2 separate regions of the Homo sapiens genome follow, and region 1 is linked to region 2. A link is a loop called in an ENCODE intact Hi-C map of the cell type or tissue named here. Cell type or tissue: endothelial cell of umbilical vein. All regions are shown on one strand. Each heading gives the region's core, and the rest is flanking DNA. Links, peaks and the distances in the headings are about the cores only.

The links. Peaks named below come from ENCODE experiments on the same cell type or tissue, not always from the same donor. Only the 100,000 strongest peaks of a DNase experiment are listed, where the experiment ranks them.
Region 1: a loop joins it to region 2, with 12 times the contacts of the local background. A loop is called at or near these places in 53 of 110 quality-filtered maps.

What each region holds. Positions count from the first base shown.
Region 1 is chr7:123,864,379-123,867,308 of GRCh38, reverse strand. All of the region lies in intron 2 of HYAL4 (hyaluronidase 4), which reads right to left. Among named protein-coding and RNA genes, the nearest start is that of HYAL4, 21 kb to the right of the region's middle. In endothelial cell of umbilical vein, for the core only: CTCF peaks have their summits at 1,380 and 1,581 (motif pointing right); DNase peaks (open chromatin) are centred at 1,618 and 2,158; H3K27ac peaks cover 613 bases.
Region 2 is chr7:123,634,179-123,637,108 of GRCh38, reverse strand. It overlaps ASB15 (ankyrin repeat and SOCS box containing 15), which reads right to left. Exons shown (of 12, transcript NM_001290258.2): 12 at 1-300. The coding sequence ends at 128. Among named protein-coding and RNA genes, the nearest start is that of ASB15-AS1, 11 kb to the right of the region's middle. In endothelial cell of umbilical vein, for the core only: a CTCF peak has its summit at 1,359; a DNase peak (open chromatin) is centred at 1,368; H3K27ac peaks cover 734 bases.

The DNA of each region.
Region 1 (2,930 bases), core at 271-2,770, 230 kb before region 2:
TTCTTCCCTACTTTATAGACCCCAAATTTTAGTTGCTTGGGGAGATGGATTCCAGACTGATCCTTTATTCTCCTTGGCTGCAGCACCCAAATAAGGCCTTCTTCCCCAGCAATACTCCTTGACTCAGTGATTGGCTTTCTCTGCAGCAAGCAACAGGACCTAGACCAAACCCCTGGTGTAACAGAATGTCTCAGGGAAGACACTGGAGTTAAAAGAGAAGATAGAGCCAGGCAGGGTGGCTCACGCCTATAATCCCAGCACTTTGGTGAGGCCGAGATGGTCACAAGGTCAAGAGATCAAGACCATCCTGGCCAACATGGGGAAACCCCATCTCTACCAAAAATACAAAAATTAGCTTGGCGTGGTGGCACATGCCTGTAGTCCCAGCTACTGAGGAGGCTGAGGCAGGAGAATCGCTTCAACCTGGGAGGTGGCGGTTGCAGTGAACCAAGATCACACCACTGCCCTCCAGCCTGGCAACAGAGCGAGACTCAGTCTCAAAAAAAAAAAAAAAAAAAAGAGAGAGAAAGAGAAGATAGGTAGGTGTTTGGATAGTAGAAGAGGGAAGACGATAGTGGCTACTTTGTCAAGTTATTTTTTAGTCATCTCTTTGTAAAACTACTATGAAATTATTTTTGTAAAAGCTCATCAAAGGGTTTGATGGCATAAAACGTTTGCAGTCTTGTGTGTCATTAAGATGAAAATGCATTGTGGTTATGCCTGATGCCTAGTGAGATTAAGGTGTCCAGTAGACATTTGTCCTTTGGCTGTGTGCTCCGGATACAGACCCCTTTCCTCAGTAGTCAATTCTGCACCATAAGTATCTTGGAAGGCAAAGCCCATATTTCATTAAATAAGCCAAAATGTCCCAGCCTTCCTTGCAGGTTTGGTATTGGTCTATGACTGTCGTCAGTCCAATTAGATGCATCCTAATCTAGGCTTTGAATTTGGATATTGAGATTCAAGGAGGCTGAGGTGACATTGCCAGTGGTGACGTAAATTCCAGTGTCAAGGAGCAGCAAGCTGGGGCATCCAGATTCTGAACCTGATGCCCATAATGTTACTGTTAAGTGGAGATATTGTCCTCAAGGGACACCGCCTTTCTGCTCAAGTAAGCAAGGTTTGTTTTGGTTGCTTACAACCAGGAACTCTGATTTATAGAGAAGTGATATGGTTTGGCTGTGTCTCCAGCCAAATCTCATCTTGAATTGTAGCTCCCCTATTCTCCCTGTCATAGGAGGGACGTGGTGGCAGGTAATTGTATCACAAGGGCGAGATTTCCCATGCTGTTCTTGTGATAATGAATAAGTCTCATGCCATCTGATGGTTTTATAAAGGGTGGTTCCCCTGAGCATGCTCTCTTGCCAGCCACCATGTAAGATGTGATTTTGCTCCTCCTTCACCTTCTGCCATGATTGTGAGGGGTCCCCAACCATGTGGATCTGTGAGTCCATTAACTCTCTTTTTCTTTATAAATTACCCAGTCTCAGGAATGTTTTCATTAGCAGTGTGAGAATGGACCAATACAAGGTGCTTTTGTGGCTTGTAGTAAAGCCTGTGCTACATGTTGTGTGTAATTATCACGTCTAACCACCAGGTGTCACCAGCCAAACCTCATGGTATTTCTCAGGCCTTGGACACTGCTGTAAAAAAATTTTAAGTAATTCACAAAACTTCCTCCAAAGACATTTAAGAAGGCCTAAGTAAATGGATAAACACAAAACACCAGTATTTAGGAGCTATAGAGGTAGATATTTTCATTTATTGAATATACTCCTCCATGCACAAAGCTGAATAAGATTACCCCACTTAGTAGCATGAAATATATCATACTGTAGCTCTAAATTATGATTTGAAGAGAATAGTATTTTCAAGGGAATCTAATTTTATGAGTAAGAAAAATTGTGGTACTCAAAACTTCCCCTTCTCTTTGATTTTTTATTATATTTTGCCTCCAGGTAAGAAAAATAGATTTACATATGCATTCATTAATAGAAGGGGGAAGAAGCTTTTCTTTAAATTTAAAATTGAGTTACATTAGAAAAGACTATATTTGTGTACCAAAAAAAGAAAAATCTACCCTGCCAGATACTTCCTGCTTTGGTCTCATTCAAAACATAGTTTTCCACTGACTATTGTTTCCCCTTTGGTCGGCTCCCTCATCACCACCATAGAACATCCTGGTTCATTTATTACAAAGTTACCAAGTGATTCTCTTCTCCTATCTTGGAATGTTATTATTGTTCTCAGTGTCTCAGGGAAGACACTGTAGTTGAAAGAGAACTGGTGAACTGTTTGTTCTGGTGAACTGGAGGTGCACCTTACATGGCAGATGGTAGACATAGCTCCTGATAAAATGTGTGGGTGCACGACCAAAAAAGACAAAATAAATAAGTAAAATCCTGTGCCCGTGTCTTCTGCTTGCTGTATGTCAGGTTTCTGCTTCCTATACAGCCAGGTCAGGGCACTGGTGTGCCCTCCTAGTTAAATATGGCTTGTTGGGAGGAGATCCCCTCACGTGACCCCTCTCAGACACTGTTTTCCCTTCCCTGTCCCACCATGCAATCTCTGTTTCTCTTGTCCTTCCTTCACCAAGGAACCTCCCCAAGCCTGCCCTTCCAAAAGTGCCCTTTGCTTCAGAGCTTCCCTAGACCTCTTTCCCTCACCCCACCTATGCCATTAAAATCCCCACCGCTGAGCTCTGCCTTATCTTGACTAGTTCTTGTAGCATAGCAACCTGTGCAATTATCCACAGTTAACCATATCACCAGCAATAGCAACCTTCCTTTTCTTTCTCCCTTCCCCCTTCCATAATCCGCCTAGGCAAATGTGCTCCTGTAAACAAACCTCTAAATGACAATGTTTAGAAAGAGTTAGCAAGATATTGGAGGTAGAAGTGAATGAGGAATTTAACCTGGACTTGTCCCTTA
Region 2 (2,930 bases), core at 129-2,628:
GATAACCTATAAAACTGTCAATGAATTTAAATACACTTTACAATTAAGGATGTAAAATGGTTACAAGAAATTATCTGAGGGAATCACATTTCAACATTTTTTTTAAATCACATTTTAAAATATTAAGTTATGTCAATTTTAGCTCTTGTCCATAGAGATCATACTCTTTAAATAATATGTATCTTTGAATAGCTGGTGGTAGAGGAAGCTTCTCCACTGAGGCTGGCTGGCAGAGTTTCTGGAGACCCATAAGCCTTCGAATTTTTAACCGACACAAATGCTTCAATGAACAAGGATTCTCTAAAAGAAATCGGGAAAATAAGCAAAAAAATTTTTTAAATAGTGGATTGGCCCCTAAGATATGACTGTTTCAGAATAACATGAGTAGTGTATTCTCAAAAACATGTATGCACACTTTAGCAACTGGTGATTTTAAGTGAAATTCAAATTGTAATTGAGCATTCTAGTCTACTCCTCTAGAATGTAAGCTCCATGGGGGCAGAAATTTAGTCTGTCTCTGTGCCAGGAAGAGAGTCTGGCTCATGGTAGGTGTTCAACTAGAATTTGTGGAATGAATAAATGGACTGAAGAAAGCAAATGCTCACATCTCTTCTTTATTTTTTAGAGCTAAGTATTATAGAGCTAAATATTATATATTTCTTTACTTTCTTTCTCCTACCAATCTGTCTGATAAATAACTATCCATGAAACATCGACACAGATGATTCCATAGATCATGAATAATCCAATCTGAGTTTTGCTTCCAGTGTCTAATACTTAAACCTTGTATATTCTCAAAAAATATACTAACATTATTTAAATATCTGATATTTTCAATTCTTACTTTATCTATATTATAATTGCAAGATTGAGATTTTATAGCAGCAATATGAATGAATGAAGGAGCAGCATAGCATTCAGGCTTAGATGTGCACTCTGGACCTGGTCAGCTTGGATTAAACTCCCAGCTCTGCCCCTTAATATTTGTGTGACCTTGGGCAAATCGCTTAATGTCTGTGAGTTTGGTATTCTCATCTGTGAAATAAGGATAACAACAGTACTTATCTCGTAGGGTTGTTTGAAGATTAAACAAATCATGTAAAGTATTAGAAAAGTGCTTGGTACATTGTAACCATTCGATAAATATTAACTGTCATTCAGTGCAATAATAAACATGATCACATCTCTATTACATTTGATGATATAAACAATTTATCTTTTAAAATTAAAAACAATGTTCTCAAAAATTATTGATGCAACATTACCAAAATAAGCAAAACAAAAATCTAAAAAATAGACAATTTTTTTTTTTCCTAACCAATATGCTGCCTTACAGATAGCTGGAGGACTCCTGACATCCAGTGGTTAATCACACTCATAGCAATCAACTGGCTTCGACTCTAGTTGCAGTAAAGTATGATGGAAACAATAAAAAAAACTTCCTGGCCTTATTCTTACTTGGATTGTCTTTCTAAAGTCATCAGAATTAGTAAGTATTTTGCAAAAAAAAAAAAAAAAAAAAAAAGCAATTAATTTCCATTTAAAAGCAAAGTCTATTCTTTCTATGACAGGAAGTATAATGGTATTGTAGAGTCTGTGTTTTCAAGTAAGACAAACAAGGGTTCAAATCTTCACTTTGTTATTTTCTATGTCTATTACTATGAGAAATTAACTTATCTAAGCCTCACCATTTTTCTCTGTCTTGCAATCTCCAAGCTAAAAAAGAGACGGTTTTAAGCTTTTTATTGCAAAATAAAATAAAGAAAGTACACATGTATAGTTTCATAAGTTATGTAAGTAATTATTAGTCGAACATCTATAATCACCTCCTAGGTCTATAGGAAATAGAACTTTGCCGGAGACCAAAGAAATTCTTCTACAATCCATTCTTCTTTATTTCTTTCTCCTACCATAAATAACTACTATTCTGAATGGTAATCACTTTCTTTAGAGTTTCATCATCTAAGTGCACTATCCCTGCACTATAGTATTGACAGTACATTTTTAAAATTTTTGCTATGTCCTTTAAGTCTTTTCTAATCTGCAGGTTATTCTCTCCATCCCCTTTTTGTCTTTTCAACTAATCTTTGAAGAACCCAAATGCCCTTTAGTTTCCCACAGCCTGAACTTTGCTGATTGCATTTCCATGGTGCAGTTCCATGTCCCACTGTCTCCTCTACTTCTTGCAAATTGATAACTGGATACAGAGACTTGATCAGGCTCGGGTTTGATCTCTTTGGCAAAACTATATCAGGTTCTGTGTTCATTCTTTGGGGGCTACATATTAGCAGCTGTTGATGCTCATTGACTACATCCATTAATTTATCGGAGGCTATATAATGGTGATAACTAATTATATCTTTTTAAATTATTTAGAATACTTTTATAAAGGAATGCTTTTACTTATCTACTCTTTAGTTACTAATGGCACAGTTTATACATATACATATATGTAAAGCAGAATAAATGCTTAAGTCTTTCTTTTATCAGTTTTTAAGATAATGAGTTGATTTTCTATCATATTCTGGAGCTGACCAGTTTTTTTTAAAAATTGTATATTTAATAAAACATCCTATTGTAAAGATACATGCACACGTATATTCATTGCAGCCCTATTTGCAATAGCAAAGACATGGAATCAACCTAAATGCCCATCAAGGATAGACTGGATAAAGAAAGTTTGATACATATACACCATGGAATACTGTGCAGCTATAAAAAGGAATGAGATCATGTCCTTTGCAGGGACATGGATGGATTTGGAAACCATTATCCTCAGCAAACTAATGCAGGAACAGAAAACCAAACACTGCATGTTCTCACTTATAAGTGGGAGCTGAATGATGAGAACACACAGACACATGGAGGGGAACAGCACATACTGGGTGGGGCCTGTCGGGGGGGTGGCTGGGGGAGTCTGAGCATCAGGA